Linked DNA regions of Homo sapiens: region 2 is linked to region 1. A link is a loop called in an ENCODE intact Hi-C map of the cell type or tissue named here. Cell type or tissue: PC-9. All regions are shown on one strand. Links, peaks and the distances in the headings refer to the core of each region. The heading gives the core; the rest is flanking DNA.

The links. Peaks named below come from ENCODE experiments on the same cell type or tissue, not always from the same donor. Only the 100,000 strongest peaks of a DNase experiment are listed, where the experiment ranks them.
Region 2: a loop joins it to region 1, with 2.5 times the contacts of the local background. A loop is called at or near these places in 17 of 110 quality-filtered maps.

The regions. Positions count from the first base shown.
Region 1 is chr7:27,673,761-27,682,243 of GRCh38, reverse strand. All of the region lies in intron 2 of LOC105375211 (a long non-coding RNA gene), which reads right to left. Among named protein-coding and RNA genes, the nearest start is that of HIBADH, 15 kb to the right of the region's middle. RefSeq lists an enhancer at 3,445-4,644. In PC-9, for the core only: no CTCF peak of the experiment used is centred there; DNase peaks (open chromatin) are centred at 3,583 and 4,093; H3K4me3 peaks cover 367 bases; H3K27ac peaks cover 3,682 bases.
Region 2 is chr7:27,770,815-27,779,297 of GRCh38, reverse strand. All of the region lies in intron 5 of TAX1BP1 (Tax1 binding protein 1), which reads right to left. Among named protein-coding and RNA genes, the nearest start is that of TAX1BP1-AS1, 34 kb to the right of the region's middle. In PC-9, for the core only: a CTCF peak has its summit at 4,369; a DNase peak (open chromatin) is centred at 7,957; H3K27ac peaks cover 942 bases.

The sequences.
Region 1 (8,483 bases), core at 297-8,296:
TGGTCTCAAACTCCTGACTTCAGGTGATCCACCTGCCTGGGCCTCCCAAAGTGCTAGAATTACAGGCATGAACCACTGCACCTGCCTTTGTTTTTTTGTTTTTTGTTTTTTAAAAAGACAGGGTCTTGTTCTGTTACCCAGGCTGGAGTGCAGTGGCATGATCATGGCTCACTGTTATCTTGAATTCCTGGCCTCAAATGATTCTCTCATCTTGGCCTCCCAAAGCACTGGGATCACAGGTGTTAGCCATTGTGCCTGACCAAGATCTCCCTTTTTAAGGTGGAATAAATATCCATTTTACACACACACACACACACACACATTGTGGTACATAGATATGTAAATATATTTGTATTTTTACACATATATGTAAATATTTATATATGTTTTTGTATATATACAAATATACCACACTTTCTTTTTTTTTTTTTTTTTGAGACAGTATTGCTCTGTCGCTCAGGCTGGAGTGCAGTGATGCGATCTTGGCTCACTGCAACCTCTGCCTCCTGGGGTCAAGCAATTCTCCCACGTCAGCCTCCCAAGTAGCTGAGATTACAAGCGCCTACCACCACGCCTGGCTAATTTTTGTAATTTTAGTAGAGATGGGGTTTTACCATGTTGGCCAGGCTGGTCTTGAATTCCTGACCTCAGATGATCCGCCCACCTCGGCCTCCCAAAATGCTGGGATTACAGGCATGAGGCACTGCGCCCAGCCTCCATGATTTCTTTATTCATTCCTCTGTTGTCGGCTGATGTTTTGTTACAGCAGCCCAAATAATGTAGACAGATTGAAACACATAATTGTAGTATGTATTTTAAATATTGGCTGAATGAAGTTATTTTTTAAAATTTCATAGTGTGAAGTTTGGCCTATTAAGGGCAATTACCCTATTAAGAAGATGCCCTAAATTTGAAGTATTCTAGCACGTGGTTGATGAATTCTTAGCCATGAGTTTAGGGGTAACAGGAAGTACATTCGGACCTGGAAGTGATGTCTTACAAGGCGAGTCACAAGTGTAGGTCCTCTAAAGGGTTCTACATGTATGATAGGAATCTACTCAGTGGTCTATACTGTTCTATCACATTTTGCAGGTGATGGTTGAGTGTCCAGTGTCAAGTGTAGTCAGGCACAAGTGATAAATAAAACTATCTTCATTAATAGCCCCATCTTCCCTGAGATGAACCCAGATAAACAGGAAAGTTTATGATTAAATTGGATGACATTGTACCCTAGCAGGCTTAGGGGGCAGAAAAAAGAATAATAGCATTTTGGGAATCACCCATTTATTTTTTGGCCAGGAGTACCATTTGCACTTGCCTGACTAATGAAAGAAGTTATGTTACACACGGGACCATTAGAGTCCCTAATGAGTCAAATTAGTTTCCTTGAAAGGGCCCCAGTGGCCCTCTCAGATTGCATCCTGGCACAGCAGAAAGACCTGGACCTAGGCCTTGTCTGCTGGGACATGTAACTGGCTGTATTTGCATGGGAGGCCTTCCTTACTCCTAGTTCACATGGCTGACTCTCAGGGTATGCTCAGAGCCCTGTAAGATTGGACAGATACAGAAATTTTGTTTGGTGGCACTGTATGAGTTTTGCCAGTTCTTTTGAGGTTGTAGGACTATATAGCAGAGGTTTTTGAATGAAAGATCTGGAATGGGGATAATTTTCTGACTTCTTGGTCTCAAAGCACCTTAAAACCTAAAATTAACCAGTGGAAGAATTAAGCCTCTGGCCTTAATTTATAGTGGCACATATCTGCTAAGGGCTTCATTCTGAACTTAATAGGAGTGCTAAGTCTTTTTTTCTATTTTTGAGACAGGGTCTTGCTCTGTCACCCAGGTTGGAGTACAGTGGTGAAATCATGGCTCACTGCAGCCTTGACCTCCTGGACTCAAGCGATCCTCCCACCTCAGCATCCCGCACCTCCGACCCCCAGTAGCTGGGATTACAGGCCTGTGCCACCACATTCAGCTAATTTTTGTATTTTTGTTTTTAAATAGAAATGGGGTCTCACCGTGTTGCTCAAGCTGGTCTTGAACTCCTGGCCTCAGGCGATCCACCTGCCTCGGCCTCCTTAAGTGCTGGGATTACAGGCGTGAGCCACCATGCCTGGCAATAGATCTTTTTGAGGCGGGGTCTTTAGGAGTTGAAGGTGAACTTTATGGTGAGGAGCTGCTCTTCTACCCTAGTAATTAAACTCATCTGGCATCAGTCTGTGTGAAAATACTAAGCATGTAGCAGGGCACATCTGCAGGTATTTTCTTAGGACAATGGCATTGAATGCTAATGTGTAGGGTGCATTACAGGGTCACAGACTTCCTGACTGCTGGATTCTGAGTGACCCCCTGGCCTTTCCCTAGAACTTCAAAGTCCCGTACGGTAGCCACTGGCCACAGGTGGCTACTGAGCACTTGAAAGGTAGCTGGTACGAATTGAGATGTACTCCAAGCATAAAATAGAACCTGGAATTAAAAGATTTAGTCTAAAAAAGTGTAAAATATATTGTTAATCATTTTTAAATATTGATTATATGAAGAAATACTATTTTTAGTATCAGGTTAAATAAAATATATTATTAAAATTAATTTCACTTATTTCTCTATCCTCTTTTGAAATGTGGCTACTAGAAAATTTAAATGGCTCAAATTATGTTTCTTTTGCATAGTGCTGCTTCAGAGAATAGTCAGTGGGAGAGTTAGACTAGTGAATGTGTGGCCAGAGGCTGTAAAATCCAAAATCTATGAATAGATATTGGGTCTGAGGAGGTGCTCTCTACAAGCAAGGCATTCAGAATTGAATTTCTCCAGTTTGCCTGGAGATCAACATACCACATCCATTTCAGTCCAGGACTTTCAGCACCAGAGGTGTGTGAGAGGCAAGATCCAGGGACCAAATAAGTCTATTAGTTCAGAGAGTCATGAAAAATGTTGTTAATCAATTGCTAGGAAACTAATATTTATAGCCAGTATTCAAACATCTGAATTGGGCTTGGAAAAACTGTTTTATTTCCTGAGAGAGATGCCCAAGGCTTTAGCCTCCTTAGAGATCTAACTCTCTGATGAGCCTCTCAGGGCCTGTTACTACTGGCTGCAGAGGAAGTGAGTGGATAATGACGCCCTAAGGTCACTGTGTGCAGGCCACAGTATTCCTGACATAGCCTCTCATTCTTCCCAAGGAGCATGGGACACTGCAGCCTGGTTTAAAGTGAGGCGGGGCTTTTCTTTTTCTTCAAGAATAGTTGGCTATATGTTGTGGGGTACTATACACATAATTCAGCATCTGCCACAAATGCATCATTGAAAGAATGGGTCATGTCAGACACTGTAGAGCTATTAGACTTTGGCTGGAAACAAATGGAAAAAGCAAATGGAAAAACAAATGGAAAACTCAGAACACTGGCCTTCTAATACAAACACTCACCTCAGTGACCAGTCATAGCCTTTCTTCCCTGAGGAATCTGCCATGTCATGGTGGGTGGGTGGGGGTGGGGTGGCATCTGGAGAGTGTTTGCCAATCTTGACTCTGTATCTTTAGGTTGCTTGATTCACCTATGCACCTGGAAGGGTAACTTTGGGCACCTAGCAGCATTTGGGAAGAATCAATTCTGACCAAAGCATTCAGTGGGCTGTACTTCAATCAACTTCCTGCTCGGTTTCCCATTTTAGCTTTCTTTCCCATTCACTGTCAAGCTGCAGACCTTTGGACTTGACAGTTATGTCTGGTGACTCCAGCCTCAGACCCTTGGCTCTCCCTCAAGAGATTTGCCTTAGATCTGTTCTACCAGAGCTCCTCTATTTGTATTTCCTTAGATATTTAAAAAAACAAAAAACAGTTAACATGGCAGGCCTGGCTCCTTACCAGGTTTGCCCTTGGCTGACATCTGCGAACTTGAATTTGGGAAAGGTTTCTACTATGCTAACTGATAAAAGTGGCTTACTATACCTAAACTATACAAACAATGTGAGTTTATGATGAATACCTGCTTTATTTCTGGGAGTCTGGAATTTGGTGGTAGGCAGAGGATGCCTATGTGATTTAACCACCAGTAAAACCCTGGGTGCAGAGTGTATAATGAGCTTCTCTGGTAGAAAACACTTCCCACATGTCATCATGACTCATTACTAAGGAGTTAGGCGTGTCTTCTGTGACTTCATTTGGAAAGAATTATCAAAAGCTTGAGCTTGGTTTCCTCTAGACTTTGCTCCATGTGCTTTTGCCTTTGCTGATTTTTCTTTGTACCCTTTTGCTATAATAAATCATAGCCATGAGTGTGACCATATGCTGACTCCTGAGTCCTTCTAGCAAATAACCAAATCTGGGGATGGTTTTGGGGGCCCTTGACATATCAGTTAATATACGGAAACCACTGGAGAAAGTCTTGAATGTAATTTTTGGTTTGATTATTTTTCTTAGAGTTCAGAATGGGAATCCCTAATACATCAAGCATTACATAATATGGTTGGGAGATCCAAAGCACTAAAGCCGAGGCTAATAATATGCGGAAAATTGGCATATGTTGTAGACTTCCCAAAAGACCCCCATTAGGACAAGTTACATAGGGTACACTCAGGAGAGATCAGTGCAGGAAGACCAAGGAAGGTTTGAAGGATTCAGTATGGCAGAAAGACATGCAAATCAGAGACAGGACCTTCCTTAAACAGAACCCAAGACCATATCCCAGAAAATGGAATAGAGAGACAAGGGCTGGTATTATCTCTGTCACATTGGCTGAGTAGGTTAAAATCAGAAAGTGTGTTGGAAAAACAAAGCAAAGCAAAGCAAAACAAAACAAAAAAAGGACCTGCAAGAAAGAATAGACTTCTTTTCTTCTGGGGGGAGGGACAGTGTCTCTGTCGCCCAAGATGGAGTGCAGTGGTACAATCTCAGCGCACTGCAACTTCTGCCTCCCAGGCTCAAGTGATCCTCCCAGCTCAGCTTCCTGAGTATTTTTAGTGGAGATGGGGTTTCACCTTGTTGCCCAGGCTGGTCTCGAACTCCTGTGCTCAAGCGATCTGCCCTCCCCGGCCTCCCAAACTGTTGGGATTACAGACGTGAGCCACTGCATCTGGCCACTTCTTTTTTAAAGTATACTGTTCTTGATAAAGCTGTAGTTAGGAATCTCTTTAGGGACAAAAAGTTTACAAATAGAAAGAGTAAAAAAAAAAATTTATTGAGAAATATTTTCATTATTCTACCCTACACAATGAAAGTTTTTTGTATATGGATGGTATAGATTAGGTTTAGCACTGAATATTTTTTATGTATTAAATATTAAAAAAAAAAAAAAGCCCTGCAAGGCCTCACTAGTTTTGTTTTCTCATGGAAAACCAGAGTTCAAATTCCCAATGGGGATGCAGCCCCTGATTTTTTGAAAGACAGAATATATAGTGGTTATGAGCATGGCCTTTGGAATCAGATGCCTTTTTTTGAGTTCTAGTCCTATTTATAGCTGTGTAATCTTGGACAAGTTAACAACCTCTTCATTTCCTAATTGTTTTCTCTTCAAATGCAAAGAATAATTATAATTGCTTCAAAGGGTTGCTGAAAGGTTGACCTGAATTGCTCCACGTAAAGGACTTACATAGTGCCTAGCATATACAGTATGCTCAATAAATGGTAGAGATCATTGTTATTATTACTATGACATGATTCCTGTGCTCTTAGAAAGTGAATCCATAGGATGTTGTGAATAATTGAGAGCTATAGTGATATGCATTGATAACTTGCGAATGTGATAAAACAAAATGCCCCTAAATTTTTAGTTATAAAACTAACTAAAAGGAATCACATGAAGGATAGCTCGAAGGCCCAGAAATTTTTTTTTTGAGACAGAGTCTCGCTCTGTCTCCCAGGCTGGAGTGCAGTGGCGTGATCTCGGCTCACGGCAAGCTCCGCCTCCCGCGTTCATGCCATTCTCCTGCCTCAGCCTCCCGTGTAAATGGGACTACAGGCGCCTGCCACTACGCCTGGCTAATTTTTTGTATTTTTAGTAGAGACGGGGTTTCACCGTGTTAGCCAGGATGGTCTCGATCTCCTGACTTCGAGATCTGCCCGCCTCGGCCTCCCAGAGTGCTGGGATTACAGGCGTGAGCCACCACGCCCGGCCAAAGGCCCAGAAAATTTTAATGAAACCAGTTTGAAGTTATTATCACATTTTAAGAATGTATCAATCAAAACAAGTCGTTGTTCAACTGTGGCAGGACAGAACAGTAGTTCCAGGACTTTGAATTTTATGACCAAGTTAGAAAAAAAATTGTAGAATGTGATGAAGTGCTGCCAACTTTTCAATTTACCCAAGACTGGCATGAAAAAGATCTAACAGTCTACTACTGCTGTCATGTCCTAAAAGAAAGATGTTTTGTCTCCAAAAAATACACATAGCATATCTTCAGAACAAAGATAGTACTTCCCAGAAAGTCTACTAATCTAGGGAGATTTTTTCCCCCCAACAGGTGAAAATCTCCTGAAAGGCAAGCAATACTCTTTGGATCAGCCCTTGGGATGAGAAAAGTCACAGTTGGGGCTGGGCACAGTGACTTGTGCTTGTAATCCCAGTGGTTCAGGAGGCTGAGGTGGGGGGATCCCTTGAGCTTGAGTGAGGAATTTTAGTGAGGCCCCCCGCTGCCTGCACAGTCTCTACCAATTTTTTTTTTTAATTAACCAGTTGTAGTGGCACATGTCTATAGTCCCAGCTACTCAGGAGGCTGAGATGGGAGGGTTGCTTGAGTCTAGGAGGTTGAGGCCACAGTGAGCTAAGAACATGCCTGAGCTAAGAACATGAATGTACTCCAGCCTGGACCACAGAGCAAGATCCTGTCTCAAAAAAAGAAAAGTCACAAAGGCAAACACCAGTAGTGTCCACTGTCCAAGCAAAAGGAAACTATGCCACCTAAATTTGACCTATTCCTGGTTCCAGTTGCAAAACCATTTATTTTTTCTTTCTTTCTTTTGTAGAATCATGGTCTCACTATTTTGCTCAGGCAGGTCTTGAACTCCAGGCCTCAAGTGATTCTCCCACCTCAGCCTCCCAAAATGCTGGAATTATAGACCTGAGACAACTGTGCCTGGCCTTGCAATACCATTTCCAATGCAAAGATAAATATAGGAGAGTTAGGCATTGATTTTGAGTACTTCCTCTTAATATGGTCACAAAAGTAACAGGACATTCACTAAACATTTGATTTATCTGTTTCTCTCATACTCATGAAGGAACCATCTAATTCCAATGTAGATCAACCAGGGAGAGCCTGGGTTGACCACCTGAACTTCAAACATTTCTAGCAAATCATGGAAATGACTTCTGAATATGGCTTAGCTTCCTATGTAGCTTCATTACAGGAGAGGGAATATGCTGATTATGTCCACAGGGGTATTGCTGTTTTATTTCTCCTAGTAAATTAATACATTTGCATTCTGGTACCTATTTTGGTCTCTTGTGCTTTTCAGACAACTTGTCCCAGTCTCTCAGGGCCTGATTACTCCCAGGCACTGAGAAAATGACATTTCCAGGATGTGGAAGCAGCTGGTCTTCTTGTATACCATGGCACATGCACACTATTCCATTTTTTTTTGCTACTTTATTTATTTTTTTTTAATTATACTTTAAGTTCTAGGGTACATGTGCACAACATGCAGGTTTGATACATAGGTATACATATGCTATGTTTGTTTGCTGCACCCATCGACTCATCATTTACATTAGGTATTTCTCCTAATGCTATCCCTCCCCCAGCCCCCCACCCTCCTACAGGCTCCAGTGTGTGATGTTCCCCACCCTGTGTCCAAGTGATCTCATTGTTCAATTCCCACCTATGAGTGAGAACATGCAGTGTTTGGTTTTCTGTCCTTGTGATAGTTAGCTCAGAATGATGGTTTCCAGCTTCATCCATGTCCCTGCAAAGGACATGAACTCATCCTTTTTTATGGCTGAGTAGTATTCCATGGTGTATATGTGCCACATTTTCTTTTTCCTTTTCTTTTCTTTTTTTTTTTTTTTTTTTTTTTGAGATGGAATCTCGCTCTGTTGCCCAGGCTGGAGTGCAGTGGTGGGATCTCAGCTCACTGCAAGCTCTGCCTCCCAGGTTCAGGCCATTCTCCTGCCTCGGCCTCCGGAGTAGCTGGGACTATAAGCGCCCGCCACCACACCCGGCTAATTTTTTGTATTTTTAGTAGAGACAGGGTTTCACCGTGTTAGCCAGGATGGTCTCCATCTCCTGACCTTGTGATCTGCCTGCCTTGGCCTCCCAAAGTGCTGGGATTACAGGTGTGAGCCACCACGCCCAGCCTATATGTGCCACATTTTCTTAATCCAGTCTATCATTGATGGACATGTGGGTTGGTTCCAAGTCTTTGCTATTGTGCACACGATTCCATTTTTAAATTCATGCCTATCTACTGACATTTACAAAAAAAATACATGGCAGTGGCTTTATTAGTCAAGGTGCAAGCTAAGCTGCTATAATAAAGAGACTCCAAAATA
Region 2 (8,483 bases), core at 234-8,233, 97 kb before region 1:
TAGATATGAGCCAAGCACAGTGGTGCACACCTGTAGTCCCAGTTACTTGAGAGGCTGGGGTGAGAGGATGGCTGGAGTCCAGGAGTCTGAGGCCAGCTGGGAAACATAGTGAGGCCTTGTCTCTATATTTTAAAAAGAAAATTTTACATCAAGATATAGAATATTATTAAGCAATAAAAAGAAACAAAGTACTGATCTATGGATGAACCTCAAAATCATTAAACAAATATTAAAAAAAAGGCAAATATAGAGACAGAGAAAGTAGACTCAAGGTTACCTAGGGCTGGAGACAGGGGTATGTAAGGAGTGACTGTTAATGGACTCAAGGTTTCTTTGCAGGATGATAAAAAACATCCTAAAATTAAATTTTGGTGATGGTGGCATGACTCTATAAATATACAAAAAACCATCCAAATTGTATACTTTTTTTTTTTTTTTAAACGCAGTCTCACTCTGTTGCCAGGCTGAAGTGCAGTGGCATGATCTTGGCTCACTGCAACCTCCACCTCGCAGGTTCAAGCAATTCTCCTACCTCAGCCTCCCGAGTAGCAGGACTACAGGTGCGTGCCACCACACTCAGCTAATTTTTGTATTTTTAGTAGAGACGAGGTTTCACCATGTTGGCCAGGATGGTCTCGATCTCTTGACCTTGTGATCCACCCACCTCAGCCTCCCAAAGTGCTGGGATTACAGGCGTGAGCCACCGCACCTGGCCAATTGTATAAGTTTTTTAAAAATCAAGGTAACTGAAGTTAATATAGGTTGGCTTTTGGATGCTTGCTTTCTTTTATATCTGCAACTGAATAATCCTGGATACAATCTTACAGAACCTATCTATATTCTTGAGTACAATAAAAAGCATATTAAATAAAAGTCCACGTTTGTTAAACTACGTAATATAAAGTACAAGCAGCTACTCAAGAGTGTGACTAGGCGAACAGTACTAGACCACCGACAGTTACCAGGCTATATCAAGACAAGACACTTGTACAAAATATAAATCAACTACATCACTAACCACACTGTTGGGTTCACCTAACAGCTTTTCATAGCAATACTTTCTCAGTGAAGAAAGTAATGCATTTACATACATTGCAGTGTACATTTTTCATTCCAACACAGACCAGTAACAAAGTTTCTGAACCAGCTACTTTGAGTACCATGGAATAGAAAACTAAGAACAGAATGCCAAATACGTGCAGAAAAACCATACAGGCTTTTAAACCTGGGTACCTAGAATACCAGATAATTCAAATCACTTGAGAAAGAATATCTTGGCTCCTCTAAATAAACATTTCTCCTGATAGCGACTCTAAAACACACAATTAGATGCAACTAAAATCGTGCCAAGATAAAGTAACAAGAACCAAATGAACTCTACCACCTGAAAACTAAAAAACTGAATGAAGAACAGCTCTCAAGCCACTGGACATCAGGATAAAAGGTCAGTGATCCCTGAAAGAAAAGAAACAACAGAGGTCACCTCTATAACTGCTCCAGCTTATTACTGTCTAGAGAGACTTTTAAGGCCACAGGGCAAAGAGGCAAACTCAGGCAGAATCCAGTGGTCTCCCTGAGTTATGGAGAGAAACTGAGAGTCTAGGAAAGCTAAGGAGAATAGTTTCAGGAGAGAGTACCAGAGAAGAATCATGTAGAAAAAGAACTCGAGAGATCTGCAAGGAGTCCCCCTCAAGTCTTGAGCTGATTAGTGATCAGCATATGCGTGTGAGGAAATTAACCCAGGCTGGAGAAAGAATCACCCAAAAAGGACTACAGGGAACAGTGCCTGGAACTCAAAAAGGGCCAGGAATAGTGGTTATTCCTACCAGCCAGAGTGGAAAAACTCATAATTCATGGGAGAACAATTACAGTATTCTCTAATTGAAAGAAGGGTCTTTCCTCAGTAGTGGGGAGAGAGTAACCCCAGTCTAAATGCTGCTCTGGTACCACTAAACAAAGCTTGAAAACAAGGCTCAAAAAAATCAAACTGTTGCCAAGTAATTAAACCACATCCCAGAACAAAGCTCAAGAATATTTTTAGGAATATAAAAAATATCCCAACACCCAGCAAGGTATAATTCACAATATATGACATCCAATCAAAAATTACTAGGCATGCAGAGAGGCAGAAAAATATAACCCATAATGAGTAGAAAAGCCAATCAATCAAAACTGATACAGAAATGAGCCAGATGATCAAGTTAATGAACGGACATTTAAACATGTGTATTCCATATGTTCAAGAAGCTAGAAGAAAATTGAACACAGTAAACACATAGAAACATGAAAGACATGAAAAAGACTCAAATCAAACTTCTAGGAATGAAAACAACAATGTCTGAGATAAAAAATATATATATACTGGATGGGACTAATGGCAGATTAAATATTGCAAAGAAAAGATTAGTGAACTTGGAGACAAATAAAATTTAACTATTTAAAATGAAACAGAGAGAAAAGGGACTTAAAAAAAAAGCACAAGTGAAAAAAAAAAGCACAAGTGAACTCTGAAACAACTTTAAGCAACAAAACATATGTGTACTCGAGTCCCTGAAGAAGAGGAAAGACAGAAAAAACAGCTGAAGAAATAATGGCCTAAAATTTTCAAAATTTAATGAAAACCATAAGTATACAGATACAAAAAGGTCACTGAACCCCAAGCATAAAAAATAAAGAAAATAAAGAGGACACAACATAATCAACCACTTAAATTCAATGATAAAGAGTAAATCTTAAAAATAGTAAGAGGAAAAAAACACATTAAATATAAAGGAAGAAAAATACCAATGACACTGAATTTCTCATCAAAAACAATAAACGTGAGAAGAACCACATTTCTAAAATACTCAAATACAAAAACTATCTATCTAGAATTCTATACACAACAAAAATCTCTTTTAAAACTAAAGGTAAAATAAGACTTTTCCTAACATACAAAAGTTGAACAAATTCATCAACAGAAGACCTGCACTACAAAAATGTTAAAGAAAGTCCTTTCAGGTAGAAGGAAAATTATACCAGACAGAAACCTTTATCTATGCATTTTACCAGGTTGGTTCTTTATAAGAATCCTTAAAATTACTTACAATACACTGAAGAATACTTAAGTACTCCAAAAGGTACCACTACCATTTTGAAGGGAAAATGGTTAATTCAATTTCCTAAATGTTAATTTACATTACTAGAATTTCAAATTTGAAGTTGCATAAAATCTCCCTAAGAATTATGTACCATGGTAAATTTATCAGTCAGTGCTTGACCAGATAAGCAAACAGCTGGGGAGAGAGAGAAAGACAGACAGACGAACAGACAGACTGAGAGAGACACTAAGAGATTTGATCTTGTGTAACTGTAGAAGCTGGAACTAGCTTGTGTAAGGCAGGCAATCAAGAAAGACATCATAAAGTGGGAAAAGCAAGAACAAAATAGGATCCACAATCACCAGATGAAGCCCACCAGAACGGACTGAAAACTGAAGTCCATGTTGGTTTTTATTCTGACCCTGATAGTCTCAAGATGTCTTGAGCATGCTGGGGTCCTTCCTGACAGACCTAACCCAAGAGATGGAGAAACTGAAAGAGGATTCCACAGAAGGTAGGGCAATTGCAGCCTGGCTACTACTACCTCATACCAACAAGGTGAGCCAGGAGAGAAGCCACAACTTGTATAAGCTACAAAAATGGCTGCTGCTTCACTTCTGCCTTCAAATCTCATGCAAGAATCTCTCTTGTGTCTCATCCTAAACAAATTACAGAGAAGAGAACTCTGGAAAATAAGTTCAGCCTAGCAAGGTGACATATTACAAAGCTACCACCACAAAATTCCATTTATCAGAAAGAACTCCATTTGACTTAAGTTCCCGCAACTCAAAATTCTAAACTTTAAACTTTTAATACATATGATCCTTCAATTGTATTATCAATGAGTTTCATCTAACCATACCATTATGTGTCCTGGTATATTCTGATAAGAAAAATTTCTTCTATAAATGAGAAAACCATTTCAATGACTAATATCCACAAAGACATTACATTACTGTACTAAAACTATATGCTGATTTTTTCCCACAATTTATCCTTTCTGAAATGGAGATGCATCTTACAATCAACGGTATGTCTTAGTTTACTTGGATTATTTTTTTCCTGGCAGTAATGATGTATAACCATAGCTTCTCAGGCTCAATGAAGCAAGATATTAAAGGCTTCCCAAAATCTTTGCAGGAACTACTGATTTTCTATTAAAATTGTAATCAGGACAATCTTAAATAAATGTAAACCAAATTCCATAAAATGTGCAACATAATTTAAAAGGTATTAAACTTCTTTTTTCTGGTTTTCAATCAAAACATGCTAAGTAAATGGGCAATGTGGCACAGTTATGTGATCGCTAGAGGGAGACAAATGACTGCTGAGTTTTAGTAATACAAAATCTTTCAATTCATTTGTTAGCTGTTAAAAACTGGTATTTTCATCCCTTTAAATACCAGAATACCCACAATATTTATAAAATGATAAAGTACAAAATAGTGCTTTTTTAAAACTTCTTAAAAGAACTGGAAGGCCACAGAAAAACACTAAAGATGCATAAAAAGAAAACATTGTAAATAGCTCACATATAGTAAACCAGGACTGTCCAAGAATGATAGTTTTTAAATATATGTTTTTTTAAATCATTTTTCAAGACCATAAAATCCCATATTCCAAATAAAACGTCACCTTCAGACCCTTCTTTTGACTACAATTAAAGCTGGTCAGAATGCCACAAGCCCCAAAACTCATTGTTATCTATTTATTCCATAAATACTTGATGAATAAAGAGACATACTATACTTGTATCTGTTATTATAAGCCATTGTAATATAGTAACAAAAACACCTAGCTTGGGTTTTCAGGTTCTCAACTTTGCCACTTGTTAACTAGACGACTTATCCATGAGGAAGCCTGAACTCAGAAAAACTAAGTGACCACCTTATTTCAATGAGAATAAAAAGGAAAACTCTATCTGATGACAAGTTGTTCTTTGCAGTATATGCTGTCACTCTACAACAACACAAAATATCTTTACGTTTTAGAGAAGAAACAGCCAAAAAGATAAAGATAGCTTAAGAGGTCCACACTAACCAGAGAAGAGATCTTGCACATTCTCTCACTCCCATACCTATGATACTTCCCAAATACCTGGTGATGTCTCCTACCCAGTTTGTGAAACTTAAGAATCAAAACAGTATGAATACATTTAACAGTTTGTAACATCCTCCATTACATTGTTTTGGCAATATTACTTTAATATTCTCAAATATAGTTCAAAAATGCCTTGAAGTACATCACATCCATCTTATTATTCAAGTTGAAAATACAATTATATGAAAAAAACTCAATTCATAGTTTAGGCTCCAAAAAAATTATAAGCTAAATTAACTGAAAAACTTAACAGAGGCACAGCTCTTTTTACTCCTATTTGAAAAACAAGATTCAAAATCACTGGTTCTCTGAGCCTCAGTTTTAACTCTTTCAATTTCCAATACGTATCTAGCACTCCAAAATACAAACAAGAACACAATGAAACACACAAACTGCTAATTTTCACAGAAGTCTTTGATAAATGTAAAGATGGGGTTTCAAAAAATACTCATCAGTACAATAGATTATTTGGCAATAAAAGGAGTGAATTAACAATATATATTACAACATGGATGAACCTTGAAAACATTATGCTAAGTGAAATAAGCCAGTCACAAAGGCCACATATTATATGATTCCATTCATGTGAAATGTCCAAAATACACAAATCCATAGATACAGAAATTTCAATTAGTGGCTGTCTGGGACTGGGGGAAGCAATCAGAAGGTAAACGGTAGAGTAACCACAAGTAAGTAAAAGCTTTCTTTTGGGGATGAATTTGTTCCTAAATTAGACTATGGTAATGGTTGCATGATTTTGTAAATACATTAAAATCCATTGAATTGTATAAACTGGTGAACTTTATGATACACAAATGACATCTCAATAAAGCTGTTTTGAAAAATAATCAATTAGATCAGCTCACATCTTTGGCCCTCAGAAGTATACAGCAGTGGTTAAAAGCACGGACTGGAGCCATACTGCTAGCCTCTATCACTTACTAACTGTGCAATCACGGACAAGTAAGTAGCCTCTCTGTGCTACCTCTGAAAAATGCAGACGATACTGCTTACTTCACAGGACGAAGTTAGCTAACATATGTAAAGCACTCAAATCACCATCTGGCTTTTATTAAGTGTTATATGAGTTATTTTTATTAATGAGCCTTTTTCAAGAGAGGAGGGGAGAAATCTTCCCTTACAGTTGAACCAGAAAGGAATGGAAAATTATCCTTAATAATAGAGTTACTTTTTAAATCTAGGATGTACATGAATAATGAAGTAGATACCACAAAAATCTAGGGGAAATACAATATGTAATTTATTGTTTCTCAATTTATAAACATTATCTTGTTTTAGTTTTAATCTACTTTGTAATCCTAGTTTATTCCTTCAAGCAGCCAATTTCATAAAATAACATTAAAAACAAACACATAATTTAAACCAATCTGTTGTAATAATCCCAACATATCCAATTCTTTTAATTTACCAAGTTAAAGAATTGTAATTATCAGAATTTCATTTAGTTTTAATTATTAGAGCACTTTAGAGTGATAAAAGTCAATGTGATAAAAGATGAAAAATTTTATTAATAAACAATTACAGAATTTAATTCACTTTTATTTTTTGTCAAGTATGGAATAGGTAATAAGCTAGTCATATTATTTTATAAAAGAATGGAAATGCAATAAATTTCTCCTATTATGAAGAAAATGAAGGTCTCTGCTTATTACATGGAGAATCCATTACAAAACTTTAAATGAAATTATAGATGATACATCAGAACAATCTTTCAGATATTCAACAGTTTATATACTCAGTACCTCAAATAGAAGACCTCTAGAACTACTATAGGATTCACACCATGGAACAGATTTAAAACAAGTGCCAAGAAATGTCACAGATTTTATAAGCCATCCAACCAGACCAGTTTGAAAGTCTGGAGTTGTAGCTGCCCAGCAGGCATGCTTGATTAAAATGGAGACTAATTTTGGAATATGAAGCAAATTCATAAAAAAAAAAAAACTAAAAGTCCATTGACTAGTAACAAAGAGGAACTATCTCTCCTGGCCAACACGTTTTATCCCCAGAAATAAACAATTGTCACCACATATGTCTTATAACTTAGAGGGTTTTTTTGGTTACATTATGTATCCATTATACTTTTAGAATCTGAGGGAAATGCTATGAATTTCCAGTCCTGTTGGATGACACTTTATATTGTAGTCCTTCCTTGATGATTCTCTGGTTCCTATTATGAAAAACAGTAAAATAATAATAGCTACTTACATTTAGAGAGAACTTCCCATGCATCAAGTACCATTCCAGGTCCTTTGTCAATTTTTTTCTATAATATGGAATATCATTTAAAAAATCACTTTCAAGTGCTTCCCAGAGAATATGCCCCAATGCAAGAATGGCAGCAGAGAAGCAGTCTCCTCCAAGATTCGTGACTGTCATCAAGATTTAAGAGTTGGCATAAAAACTTCTGCTGAAGACCTCTTCTGAGCACCAAGGCCACAATGTCCTACAAGTTTTGCTTCATTAATCCCCTGACCTCAGTCTACCACTTTAGTCTTGTCTGTAGTCCTTAACCCCTTTATCACCTGGAGAGCACAGAGAATCTGAGACTGTTTAAATCTTAGCTACTACTCAAATGGACCAGAGAAATGGCCCGATGTGTGTGTGTGTATATATATATGTAATTTCACACAAATGAAGGCCTATCATTCCGCCATTCCTATTCTCACAATCATCCATTCCTTCCTTGGATTTCAAAGTAATCAGAGTCAAAACCTCAAAGCCCACATTTCAGGATATTCTTGATCTCATGGGCTTAGGACATGGTGAAATGGGCCTTTTTCATGAGTCATCTATCTCACCTTGATCCCTCTGGCTTGTAATACAGTGAAAAAAAAAAAAAAGATTGACATTAAACTTTGGAAAACTACCAAATCCAGGTATAAATCATGAGAAAAATATGTGAAGAATGGAGAAAAAGAGAGTAATAACTACACAAAGCAGCAAGAGAATTACAACAAATGAGTAAAAAAAAAAAAAAAAAAAAAAAAAAAAAAAAATTGCTGAATGTCCTAATAGTCATCGAGGGCACATATTATGAGATTTTACTATATTTTAATACTTGGTATACCTGCTTCAAAGGTTCAAATGAAAAAAGTAGTTCCTTAACCAAATGGAAAATCCTACTCCTATAGTCTGCTGCAGGACACTAAGTGTTCCCCAGGAGTAAAACTGGGAAATACTTGCATATTTTTAACTAAAAAGGCTAACGATAGAAAAGACAGAATTGAAGACTTCACATTTATAAGGAGATTTGTAAATGTACATAGTACTTGACATTAT